2 separate regions of the Homo sapiens genome follow, and region 2 is linked to region 1. The links are chromatin contacts, found by Hi-C or POLR2A ChIA-PET in ENCODE. All regions are on one chromosome and are shown on one strand. Each heading gives the region's core, a stretch centred on a gene start or an enhancer-like site at or near the end of the contact. The rest is flanking DNA. Distances are from core to core; before and after follow the strand shown. Region 1 holds the start of SLC25A30 (solute carrier family 25 member 30). Region 2 overlaps LOC107984619 (a long non-coding RNA gene).

What was found. A loop is a pair of places that touch in the nucleus more often than their neighbours do. ChIA-PET counts read pairs that join two places held with the same protein, here RNA polymerase II (POLR2A). Pooled maps may share reads with other maps.
Region 2: POLR2A ChIA-PET joins it to region 1 with 14 read pairs in activated T-cell. The contact joins the enhancer-like site here to the promoter of SLC25A30 in region 1. A Hi-C loop is called at or near these places in 5 of 168 maps with a recorded cell type or tissue (B cell, CD8-positive, alpha-beta T cell, naive thymus-derived CD4-positive, alpha-beta T cell and 1 more), 11 of 37 single-sample maps with no recorded cell type and 14 of 50 pooled maps. POLR2A ChIA-PET finds 5 or more read pairs at or near these places in 1 of 52 experiments (activated T-cell).

Annotation. Positions count from the first base shown.
Region 1 is chr13:45,412,568-45,419,622 of GRCh38, forward strand. SLC25A30 (solute carrier family 25 member 30) reads right to left here and starts at 5,806. Exons shown (of 10, transcript NM_001010875.4): 1 at 5,733-5,806. It overlaps SLC25A30-AS1 (SLC25A30 antisense RNA 1), which reads left to right and starts at 5,595. Exons shown (of 2, transcript NR_047031.1): 1 at 5,595-6,171. RefSeq lists silencers at 127-421, 5,441-5,770, 5,811-5,910 and enhancers at 5,161-5,210, 6,021-6,210.
Region 2 is chr13:44,898,959-44,905,364 of GRCh38, forward strand. It overlaps LOC107984619 (a long non-coding RNA gene), which reads right to left. Exons shown (of 2, transcript XR_001749860.1): 2 at 6,194-6,406. Among named protein-coding and RNA genes, the nearest start is that of TRE-TTC2-1, 16 kb to the right of the region's middle. Within about 2 kb of position 4,878, at least 21 of the 41 ENCODE cell types and tissues checked have a DNase peak (open chromatin) inside an H3K27ac peak, as active enhancers do.

The DNA.
Region 1 (7,055 bases), core at 4,556-7,055:
TCGCCAACACCATCATCACCACAGCAGGCAACACAACCAATTAGGGGGACATCCATACTTTTATTCACTAAGTTAAATAAATGTCAAGCTGTAGGCCTATTGTGGGCATTAAGCCATATATATTTTAAAGACACTCACAAATATTGCCCTCCATCTTCCTTTTCCATAATAAGACCTTGCTCACTGTGACATGTACTTATGTGCCACAGCTAAGGCCTTTCACATTCATGACATGTTCTGCAGTTGTATGTAATTAGAGCTGGTAAATGTGGCCTCACACCCCTTAACAGGAGACTCATATGACTAATACTTTTGTATATATACTATCAACTATAGCTACTGTTGGTTTAAAATAAAATTTCTAACTTTTCAGTCATTATTGGCAAGCAATATGCCAACATGTTTACTTTGCCTGTGTTTAGGAATTTCCCAAGTCTCCTTTTCCCAGGAGAGGACTACCACAAGTCACCACTGCCCAGAATATCAGTTTCCAACACTAGGACCCCCCATCGGGCACCTTGAATAAATCTATTAATCATTATTCCTTGTTTATGGATATTAACCAAATTCATAGCAGTTACAAATGAGTAAAATAGAAGGTTCTGTAAGAATGAAACATGAAAACCACTGTATGTTTTTAGGTATTTCAGTACTAAGGAGCAAGCCCTCTCCCAAAAGACTCCTCTCATCTCCCTATTATCTTTGAAAATATTTAATAACTGCACTTAAGTAATTCTTAGCCTTATTAAATTCATAACTCATATAATAGTTAAGATTGTAAGAGACTGTAAGAACCTATTAATAATAAATCCAATAATTCATTTACCACCCAGTACTAACTTCCTTAACCCATTCTTAGACCTAGCTGATTGCAGATTAAAAAGCAAAACAAAGCCAGGTGTAGTGGCACGCATCTGTAGTTCCTGAAAGGATGGCTTGAGCCTAGGAGTTCAAGACCAGCCTAGCCAACAGAGTCAGACTCCATCTCTTTTTTTTTTTTTTTTGAGACAAAGTCCCACTCTTGTCCCCCAGGCTGGAATGCAATGGCTCAATCTCAGCTCACTGCAACCTCCACCTCCCAGGTTCAAGTGATTCCCCTGCCTCAGCCTCCCAAGTAGCTGGGATCACAGGCATGGGCCACCATACCCAGCTAATTTTGTATTTTAATAGAGACAGGATTTCGCCATGTTGGCCAGGCTGGTCTTGAACTCCTGACCTCAGGTAATCCACCTGCCTTGGCCTCCCAAAGTGCTGGGATTATAGGCCTGAGCCACCGTGCCTGGCCAGCTAGTTAAGTTTTAATGAGATTTGGCTACTTTTTCCTCTGTCGGTTTTGATATTAAGTTTTCAGTTGGTTAGGTTAAAATCCAGAGGCTCTGGGTTAATACTAATATGCAAATACTTAACTAGAGCTAAAAATGTGATGGAATTGCTTCTTCATAGTTTTCAATCACATGGGATGAATCACATGCCCATTCATTCAGAAGTACCACCAATAAAACTTTTCTACAAATTAGTGTCCACTCCTGGATCAGCATCCTATAAGCAAGTACTTCTATTCAATTACGATTTTTAAAAGTTAGCTAGTCAGGAGGTAAAAACAACTTTTTGGCCTTTCTCTTCCTTTCCAAAAGGTAGGACTAGATCCCTAAGCAGTTAATATTACTGGAACTTATCAAGTTAATGTTTGCTGAGTAAAAGAATAATTTGGCTTAAATATGAACTAGAGAGCCGCAGTACATGGGCAAACATCCAAATAAGGAAAAGGGGGCGGGCGCAGTGGCTCATGTCAGTAATCCCAGCACTTTGGGAGGCCGAGGTGGGCGGATCACCTGAGGTCAGGAGTTCAAGACCACCTGGCCAACATGGCAAAACCCAGTCTCTGCTAAAAATACAAAACTCAGCCAGGCATGGTGGCGGGTGCCTGTAATTCCAGCTACTCAGGAGGCGGAGGCAGAAGAATCGCTTGAAACCGGGAGGCGGAAGTTGCAGTGAGCCAAGATCTTGACACTGCATTCCAGCCTGGGCAACAAAAGCGAAACTTTGTCTCAAACACACACACACACATACACACACACACACACACACACACACACACACACACGAAAACGGTTCTAGTTAGGACTGGAATAAGTAAGTAGATGTCCACTAAGCTGTACTGGCCACAGCAAGCTGTGACAGGGCTATAAGTATCTTAGGCTGAAATCTCTGTTCAGTAAACTAACCCATTTCTTTGTTTTGGAGCTCTTTCTGAAGGGAAGTCTCGTGAAACACTTCCTTGAATTCCAAACACAGTTGTTTGGAAAAATCCCAACTGGATCTACAGAAGTCCCAAGGCTGACAAGCCAAGACAGTTAGAGAGATTAATGTGTCCTTAGCAGTCAATAGTGTCTGGGCAGCATCTCGGGGAAGGAATTACAACTTTGCAGAAATTCCAGTGTCGGGCAGTGGCTGTAGATCACTTCTGATTTGACAGTCCTCTTACAGCCATGTTCTCTAAGCCATGCTAAAACCCAGTAATTCCTTACTTCTCCTTGCTGCGTTATGAACATAATACTAACACTAGCAGTCATCCCTGAATACCTGCTGTTAGGCATTGCTATACATTTTCTTCACAGTCCTATGAAAGAGGTATCATTATCCACATCTCACAACTAAGCAAACAGCCTCAGAGAAGAAAAGTAACTTTCCCTGGTCAAAGCTACCAAATATTCAAACTAAGGTTTCTCTGAAGGATCACATGACCCTTCCTCTAGATAGTACTTTGCAGACACTATCTTCCAAGGGCTGTTAAAAAAATATTGGTGGGGGGCAGGGCAGGGAATTCTATACATTCAGAATAAATATAGAATTTTCCAGCAGAGGAAATAAAAAATTTTATTTTTAAAAATGTTAGCTGTTGGCCGGGTGTGGTGGCTCAAGCCTGTAATCCCAACACTTTGGAAGGTGGAGGAGGGTGGATCACTTGAGGTCAGGAGTTCGAGACCAGCCAGGCCAACATGGTGAAACCCGGTCTCTACTAAAAATACAAAAATTAGCTGGGCATGGTGGCAGATGCCTGTAATCCCAGTTACTCGGGACGCTGAGGCAGGAGAATAGCTTTGAACCCGGGAGGCAGAGGTTGCAGTGAGCCAAGATGGCGCCACTGCACTGTGGCCTGGGTGACAGAGCGAGACTCCATCACAAAAAAAAAAAAAAGAAAGAAAGCTGTTGGTGCCTGGCTGAATAATTTTTTTTTTTTTTTTTTTTTGAGACTGAGTCTCGCTCTTTCACCCAGGCTGGAGTGCGGTGGTGCTATCTCAGCTCACTGCAACCTCTGCCTCCCAGGTTCAAGCAATTCTCCTGCCTCATCCTCCTGAGTAACTGGGATTACAGGCACGTGCCACCACGTCCAGCTAATTTTTGTATTTTTGGTAGAGATGGGGTTTCACCATGTTGGTTAGGCTGGTCTCGAACTCCTGACCTTGTGATCTGCCTGCCTCCGACTCCCAAAGTGCTGGGATTATAGGCATGAACCACGGCGCCCGGTCCAAATTTTTTAAAGTTAAAAACAAAACAGGCCGGGCACGGTGGCTCATGCCTGTAATCCTAGCACTTTGGGAGGCCGAGGCGGGTGGATCACCTGACGTCAGGAGTTCGAGACCAGCCTGGCCAACACGGTGAAATCCTGTCTCTATTAAAAATACAAAAATTAGCCAGGCATAGTGGTGGGCGCCTGTAATTCTAGCTATTCGGGAGGCTGAGGCAAGAGAACTGCCTGAACCTGGGAAGCGGAGGTTGCAGTAAGCTGAGACCGCACCACTGCACCCCGGCCTGGGCAACAAAAGCAAAACTCCATCTCAAATAAATAAATAAATATATAAATAAATACAAAAAAAAGTGAAAAATACAAAGTAAAAAAACAACAACAAAAATGTTAGCTGGGCTAGTCACACATACCTGTAATCCCAGCTACTTGGGAGGCTGAGGCTGGAGAATAGCTTGAGGCCAGGGGTTCAAGACCAGCCTGGGCAACAGAATGAGACGACCACCTATACTAAAAAAATCCAAAACATTATCTAGGTATGGTGGTACGCGACTCTAGTCCCAGCTACTCCGCAGGCTGAGGTGGAAGGGGCACATAAGCCCAGGACTTCAAGGCTGCAGTGAGCTAAGACCATGACACTGCACTCTAGCAGCCTGGGTGACAGAGCAAGACCCTGTCCCAAATAATAAATAAAGGTTAAAAACAAGTTTTCTGAATGAAATTGTCTATACAAATTAAGAATTTCAAAGGATTCTCCCTACACTTAGGATATATGCTAAGTTACACATCCTGTCTACATTTTCTCTTACATGGTTGCTTAGTATTTATTTTCACCCACCTGACCTCATGTGTACAGCTGTAAAGGGAGGTAATTAAATATAATACTAGCTGTTCGTACTTTTGAACGCTTTCCAAGTTTCTCTTATTTATTTATTTAGAGGCGGAGTTTTGTTCTTATTGCCCAGGCTGGAGTACAATAGCATGATCTCGGCTCACTGCAACCTCCGTCTCCTGGATTCAAGCGATTCTCCTGTCTCAACCTCCCGAGTAGCTAGAATTAGACATCCGTCACCACGCCCGGCTAATTTTGTATTTTTAGTAGAGACGGAGTTTCTCCATGTTGGCCAGGCTGGTCTCGAACTCCTGACCTCAGGTGATCCGCCCGCCTCGGCCTCCCAAAGTGCTGGGATTACAGGCCTGAGCCACCGCTCCCAGCCGTTTCTCTTATTTAATTCTTGGTAAGTTCTTTCAGTTTTACTTCCTGTTCCCTTTTTAGTCTTAAGTCTTAAAACTGTAATTGCACAGCCTTTAATGTGCTCTCATACATTTATTGTTCCTTGCTGGACCGACTGCCCTTTCAATAATGCCCTTTCATGAACTTTTCCTATTTCCTATTCTTTTTAAAGGTGCAGAAGGAAAACTAAGCTCATCACAGACTTACAAAAAGCCGGGTTTAAAAGAAATCTTCGAAATTATCATCTCGTTTCACGTTAATTAACTGAGCCCGCGGTCACAAAGCTTCGCAACGGCAAAGCCAAAAGCAAGATTCATGCCTTTCAACTTTCTCACTACCCAAGTAGCACCGCAAGCCGAATCCGCAGGGCAGTGCCAACATTGTTTGCTACTCTTGCGCAGAACAAAAATGCTAATCACTGCAACTGCTTTACATGAAAGTGCACCTAGAAAGACTTCAAAACCCAGAGGTACATTAACTTTCCAGGCAAGTTCCTCCCAGCCTGTGTGCCACGAGCGATTCCGAATGTGGTGTGCCCTCTCCCACAGTGCGAAGCTCGCGGGCGCTCAGGCTGCCGTTTGAATGAACGCACGAGTGGGAGGGACGCACAAGCAGGGTTGCAAGCCCGGGGCTCGTTAGCAGACGCGGAGATGCCAGGACGGGCTTCGCACTCGGATCTGAATGACCCTGGAACAGGAATCACCCCACGCCAACAGCGATGGGGGCCCCGCGGCACCGGCCCGACCCAAGGAGGCAGCAGCCCGAGAAGCAGAGCCCTGTCCCCAGTCCCCGGAACCTCGCGCCCCGCCGAGCCCGGCCCGGCCTGCGAAGTGGAGAGCACAGGCAGCCCCGAGCACGCCCGGTTGCAAAGGAGGCTCCTCGGAAATCGCAGCCCAACCTTACCCCAGGCCCGGGTTCCAGGAGCCGCAGAGAAAGCGGGGCCGGCAGGAGGAGGCACGGGCCAGGACTTACCTGGCGGCAGCGGCCCCACACCTCCTCCAACCCGGACTCAGTTGTAACAAGAACCTGAGGCCGCTGGAGAAAAGGAAAAAATGCCGTCGCGGGCGGGGCAGACCCACGAGCCTGCACGCAGCCCCGCGCCGCCCCGCCCCGTCCGCGCAAACACGCGACCTCCTCAGCTCCCATTGGTTTCTGCCAGCACTAGCCACACCCCTGACAGCCCCAGATGGGGACACGGAGGGGCGGGGCCCGTCCCAAGTGCCCCTCAGGATCTTCCCCTGCCGCTGCCTGAGGGAGCTGCCCGGGACTCGGTGACACCTGATGTGGCCTCCGATATCGACTGGGAGGTGGAAGAGAAATTTGGGGAACGCATCGAGAACCGTGGAAAAGCAACCTTCGCAGGGGGCAACCTTCTCACGGTGCCCCCGTGAACCTTCACAGTTGGATGGAAGTAAACTTGCCCTTATTTTTTTATACCCCAGCTTTTAGCTTGAAAATATACAGATTAGCCGGGCATAGCGGCGGGCGCTATAATCCCAGCTACTTGGGTGGCTGAGGCAGAAGAATCGCTTGAACCTGGGAGGCGGAGATTGCAGTGAGCAGAGAGCGTACCACTGCACTCCAGCCTGGGCAACAAAGCGAGACTTCGTCTCAAAAAAAAAAAAAAAAAAAAAAAAAAAAAAAAAAAAAAAAAAAAGCCAGACCTGGTGGCGGGTGCCTGTAATCCCAGCCACTCGGGAGGCTGAAACAGGAGAATCGCTTGAACCCGGGAGGCGGAGGTTGCAGTGAGCCAAGATCGCGCCACTGCACTCCAGCCTGGGCGACAAAGTGATACTCCCTCTTAAAAAAAAAAAAAAAAAAAAAGAAAGAAAATGTCCAAACAGAACAAAAAATTAAAAGAACCGTACTATGAGTAGAAATCTTTACATATATATCTAATATACATATATGTAAATATTTATTTATATATTAATATATAACATTTTTAACGGTATGGCAGTGTTTGTGTTCAAGCATACCCAGGTATATTTTTGTTTTGTTTTGTTTTTAGACAGAGCCTCACTCTTGTTGCCCAGGCTGGAGTGCAATGGCACCATCTCAGCTCACTGCAACCTCCGCCTCCCAGGTTCAAGTGATTCTGCTGCCTCAGCCTCCCGAGTAGCTGGGATTACAGGTGCCCATCACCACGTCCGGCTAATTGTTGTATTTTTAGTAGAGATGGGGTTTCTCCATATTGGTGAGGCTGGTCTCGAACTCCCGACCTCAGGTGATCCGCCTGCCTCGGCCTCCCAAAGTGCTGCCATTACAGGTGTGAGCCACGGCACCCGGCTGTGA
Region 2 (6,406 bases), core at 3,628-6,127, 510 kb before region 1:
TTAGGTTTCAGCTTAAATGTCATCGACGCAGGGAGGCCCTCACTGACCTCCCGTTTACTCACCACGTTCTCTGTCATGGCTCTCTTTGGTTCCATCCTCATACTTGGCCCTGTAGTGTATCCTGTCTATTTAACTCAGCTTCCTTCCCTGCCTTTTTTCTCACACTGAGAAGAGGAATCTTGTCTACCTTGTTCCTCAATATATCCAGCCCCTTCACAATACCGTAAGTCTGATTTCCAATAAGTATTCTATCTGATAAATGAATGAAAAAATGAGTACCTTAACTCATAAGTAGGTGATTTGTTATTGAACTCTCAGGGTACATCTCTCTTATTCTCAAGAGCAGAGCTGCCTGCCTACTAGCACAGAGTTATGCATTGGGTAGGTATCTTGTAATTATGAATAAGTGCCTACCACAAATTTAATATCTACGGAGTTTACATTTGAGTATTTCTAGATTTAGACTCCACAGTGATCCTGCTTTATAGTTAATTCTAAATGGTTGATGGTGGGAGCCTGAAGCAGAATTCTGACTGATTAGGTAAATTACCTGGTAGGCGCTACATTCTAATGAAGATTTCAAAATTGCTTGCAGCCATGAAAAGGAATAAGATCATGTCCTTTGCAGGGACATGGATTAAACTGGAAGCCATCATCCTCAACAAACTAACACAGGAACAGAAAACCAAACACCGAATGTTCTCACTCATAAGTGGGAGTTGAATGATGAGAACACATGGACACAGGGAGGGGAACATCACACACTGGGGCTAGTTGTGGGGTGAGGGGCGAGGGGAGGCAGAGCATTAGGACAAACAGCTAGTGAGTGCGGGACTTAAAACCTAGATGATGGGTTGATAGGTGCGGCAAACCACCATGGCACACGATACGTCTGTAACAAACCTGCACATTCTGCCCTTGTACCCCAGAACTTAAAGTAAAATTAAACAAAACAAAATAAAATTGCTACACTTGTGCTGTTTAATGGCACTAGTATACCTCATATATTATCACTGGGCTTTATTGTAGGAATACATTTTCATCGGTCTGCTTGTCAAAAATCTATCCAGTTCTTTGCTCTGCAAAGACCTGACAGAGAGACTTCCACTCCCATTTTATTTTCCTCCCCTGGGGCAGATGCAAAGGAGAATTTTCACTGTATTTACATTGGCATTTTGCCATAATTTCCTCCATCGCCTGTGACAGAGAGGCTGTCTACTGATATCCCTGTTCCTTTTCTTTCATGGCTGTAGAATTTTCAGTTGGGCCACCTAGTTAGAAACCACATTTCCCAGCCTCCTTTGCACTTAAGCATGGCCAGGAGATAAAGTTATGGCCAGTGGGTTGCAAATGGAAGGTATGTGTGCAGCTTCCAGATCATGCACTTGAAAAATGAGTGTCTTCCCTTTCTTTCCTTCTCTGGCTTAAATGTGGATGTGGTAGTGCCAACCATGCAAATGAAAACAACATCCAAAGATGGCAGAACAACAAAGTGGAAGGCAACTGGGTCAACAACCTCATAGCCGCCATGCAGCCCAGATGAGGGGTCAGAAGGTTCCACAAGATAGAACTTTCTATTTTAAGTGACTGTTATTTGGGATCTTTTTTAAAAAATGCCCTTGTAGGCCCCACACTTTTCTACCTTCCCCATTAAGAAAAGTCAGCAGTATCACCTCCATTTTGCTAAACCGAGGTCAAGATAGGGTGTGCCCCTGTTGCTCAATGAAATCAGCAGAAATTCTAGATGTTGAGCCACCGTCTCCTGCGACGCGTTTCCTCGGCTTCTTCGGCCGCCCAAGCTTCTTCTCTTCGTTGAACTATCCTTACCCTTCTTTCAGCTCCTGTCTTGATCTTGCCCGGGGACATTGATAAGCCTGCACAACAGATCTGAATAATGGATACTTTGAGAGACGCTAAGCAGGCTTATCTCCTACTAGCAATATTTTTTACATTCCCAGATGGAATTTGCCCCATTCCTTTTTCTCAGCTTTCCCTGAGGTTTCATTTACCGTACCAAAATAGAAGCACAGTTTCTTTCGCCTTAGAGATGCCTCCAGAACATGTGATCTGAGCTTGTCACTGTGGATTGTTTTCAGGTTATTAGAGACCCCTCAGACATCAAAAATATCAAAGCCCATTCACCATTTGTTGAACAGAGATGATCATCATGTCTCTAAGTAGTCTAAATGAAAGCAGCCAAGAAAAAAGGTGGGGTAAGTCAACTCGTTCCTGCAACAATTGTTTGTCAGGCACCTGCTCAGGTACCATCCTAGGCACTGGGGATACACTGGTGAACAGACAGTCAAGGACACAGAACTCTCATTTTAGCTGGAGAGAGACAGGCAAGGAAGAAGAGAAGGAGGAGCAGAGGAAGAAAAGAGAGGAGAAGGGGAAAGAGAATGGGAAGAAGAAAAATGGAGAAATTTCAGACTGCTAGGAAGACATTCAGTATGCTATGAAGAAAACACAGTGGGTATGGATCAGGGAAGGTCTCTCCCAGGAGACACTGATTGACTTGAAGTTCCAATGACAGGAAGTTGTTGGTCCGGGAAAGGGAGCAGCAGATGCCAAAACCCCCAGGTGGGAACACACTGGGTGTGTTGAGGGGAAGAACCAAGACGCTTATGGCTACAGTGCAGTGAATAAGGGGTGAAGGGCATGAGATGGAGTCAGCTCATACTCCTTCCGGCCCCTCTTTTCACACATTGGAAAGGTCAGGGAAAGAAGCAGTGAGATGCCCACCTTTAACTATTGTTCTTCCCAACAAGAAGAGAGGAGCTGAAGAAACCTCTGTGAGTCTGGGTTCCTGGGCCCAGTCCCCATCTATTCAATGTCCTTTAAAGAATACTCTGCCTGCAGTGTTTACACTTGTACGCGTGGTAATTCTGATAGTGACAATAAGTATTGGTAATTGACAGCATCGCTAAACTTCCATATTGAGTGTATCCTCCTCTTCCAATTCCAACTCCTCTAAGATACATATCTTTCAGCACACTCAGATTGTAAAACCTCCTTTTTATTAAGGCTGAATGTTTAATGGAACAACTAATCCTAAAAGCAAGGCTGAGAGTGACAAAAAAGAATCTTGCCTTGAAACCCCTTTTCTCTGCATTTAGGACATGGCAGCTCAGATAGCCCCATCTCAGCTTTGAGCCACCCAAGACAAGGGTTCCAGTCAGGTCTCTGGGATAGATGAAATGGGCTCATATGACTCTGTCTTCAGACTTCAGGTTTACCTTTGAAATGAACGTAAGTATCTCAGAGACTAATGTCAGCTAATTGGTATGTAAATTATTGAATATACTTTTTCTCTTTTCCTGGAAATCATGATAACTTCTTCCTCTCTCTGCGGCATACCTGTCATTCTCCATAAATTCAAAGAAATCACTGCAGACCTGTCTGTGGTCAGTTATTCATTGCCTGTGCTGTCAATGGGGAAAGCACATGGACTGGCCACAGTCCCTCAAGTCTTGTGGACACAGATACTGTGCAAGTAATGTCTGGGGTGAGAACCATTAGGGAGGAGAAAATCAGGTCCCTTTGCAAACAACCATCTTCAATGTCCAGCCCTGGGCCTAGAGAGCTAGGTGAGTTCTCACCTTGGGTGAGAGTTCTTAAAGGTCTCACCCATCATGAGACATTTGTTCTGTCCTTTAGAGATTATTTTGCTTTGTGATGTATACTGGAGGAAAAAAATAGGAGCAACTAGTTTTGCTTTCTAGCATCCGCCTCCATTACCCTATCTCCCAAAGCATGACCCCATCCCATTTTTCTTACTCCAAACATCATCAAAATATGGGCGATGTAACATAGAAAATGATGTGGAATGGTGGGAAAAGGCCAGCATTTGGCCTGAGATGATCTGGGCTTTCATCCCAGCTTTGCCTCTGAGAAGCCCCTCCACACTCCGAGGATAACTCCCATCCCCACTCTCACGGGTTATTGTGAGGATCAATGTGATCATTTACATGAAAATGCTTTGCAGACCATGGAGCATTATTCTCATGTCAGCTGCTGTTCCACAAGTCGTAGCGTATTCTGGACTTCAGCTTTTCCTGACACTCAGATACAGATTCCTGCTATTCTTTTGTGACACCCTTCATGACATGCCCCTCCTTCCATCTTTTGTTTGTGTTCATTTAAAATCCAGGCTAGAATGGCTTTCCCTCAGCGCCATGCTGGTTCCTTTAACTGCCTCTCTTATTTTCTTCCTTGTTGTTATTTTCTGTAATGTTCCAGATGAGATGTCATTGCAGGCTTCACAACCTTCCCAGGGTCTTTCGGAGTCATCCCCCAATCCAAATCCCAGGCACCCCCCTATTCCATTTTACCAACTTGGAAAATCAGAAAATTCCTTTCAATCCAGATCAGAGTTGTCTCTCTCAGACTGGTGTCAAGTAAAGATTTATCAAACCCTTGGCTTGTCCATGAAGTCTGTCCCGTTTGCTGTGGCCCAGGAGGAACTCTACAGAAGCCAGGGGGTCAGAATTCCTTTTCAGGGTCTGACATGGTGGTTCACAGCCTCACTTGACCAGAACGTTCATCCGCACACTCAAAGTTTTCTTGGCACTTCCAGACCTACTGTGAATCAGGCCCAGCCAAACCAAGAAGCCTTGCTCAGCCTGGCCTTGCTGGCTGCCATGTCTTTGTTCACTGCAGAGCATGACCTCAGCCTCCCAGGCAGTTTGCAGCAGCTGGGGCAAGCTTGAGAGCTGATTTACACTTGGTCTGGGAGGCAAGTCCTCTCTCTCAGGACCTACCAGAGGCAGCTCAAGCACGAGCTTCCTTTCTTCATCCAGGCTGGCCACCACTGACCCTGGTGGCAGCTGGCCAGCCGCATTACTGCCCTCTCTGTTCCTAACAGCCACAGAGGCCTTTGCGTTGAAGCTCTTGGAGTCAAAACAAGAATGTCCTAATCCTCTGCTTGGGAAGCTCCAGCAGTTGCCAGGTGACATCATAGGAGGGGACTGGGGAGAAGTCCTGAGGCAGGCAGGGAAGCAGAAGCTGAGGATTAAGCCGGTGTTTAAGTACAAACATGGGAAAACTCAAGCATACAGAAAGGAAACTAACATCACTTTTTTCCACTTCACTTAAAGAGGTTGCTGGATAATCGCAGTTCAGATGCAACTCCTTCATTAGAGGTGCCTTGTAGCCAGCGACAGTGACTGGGGAAGGAAGCAAGGTGCATGATAAAACACTGGGGTGTTAGGGGAAGGGGAGGAGGGAACATCATGATGCTGGCAAAGACACTATGGAAGCAGGTCCTTCCAAGCTGTGGGCAAACAAGCCAGGGACCCAGCACACTTCAGCTGGGGTTCTTATCCTAGAATCCACAGCTTTCTTCCTGGCCTGGGCGTGTGGTTTCTGGAAACATAGAGAAACATAACCAAAGAGCATCCCAGTAAAACGCATATGGTCCTTGAGCAAAAAGCCCAATCATGGCAGAGTGGTGGCTGTACCCCAGCTCCCAGCCTCTGACCTTTGCTTTACCAAGCACCTCTCTTTAGAGTGACTTATAAGGAATCTCAGAGGGTATGCCTGTGTTTTCAAACAAAGATGCAGAGCTGTTTGGTTACTATGCAGGAATGAGTCTTTCTTCTTTCTTTCCTTTTTTTAGCCTCCTTAATTCAATCTACCCATCTTCCATACTCATTACCAAATGTCACCGAATCCCCTGTGTCAGACAGAAACAACAATTGTTTGCTTGAAACACAGGTTCATTTATATGCTGGAATATGACACATCTTACAAATGGCAAATCGAGAAGCATTCTGAAAAATAAGCACTGGCTGGGAAAAAAAATGTAACTTTATATTGTCCAAAACACTCAACGGGGAAATGCCATTATTTTCACTTGCTGCAATCAGAGCCATCAATAGACCTCATCTTTTTTAATTCTGAGTACTTTTTAAAAAGTGTGTCCGTTTAGGTTCTGGCAACTAAAGCCTGAGGATTTTGTTGTTGTTTTGGTCACAATTTCGGAACTGTTTAAGGATTTTCTTGGAGTTATTTAAGAAAGTGGCCCCTTTTCTTCTTTCTTTCTTTATTTTGTTTTGTTTTGTTTTGTTTTATGGAAATATTGACCCATCAGGTTTTACTTAAATCCTCCTTGGTTATGGGCCTCCGAAGACAAAGCCATATCCATGGCAACCACAGGCCACACAGCAGAAGAAAGAACACATCCAGACACAGCGCATAATAGCTCTGTTTACTGATGACTAAGATCTTGAAAGCACTACTGTACATTCCAACTCCCAGCTCAGGGCAGGACTCCAGCCCGTCCTCATCTTCCAAGTCCAGCATCTATAATCAGAGCCACAGAAAGGGAGAGAAGCCCTTTTCCCAGCCCTGGTCTGCTCCTCCCTGGGGGTGAGGGATATGCCGCTTCCATCAAGGCTCTCGATGG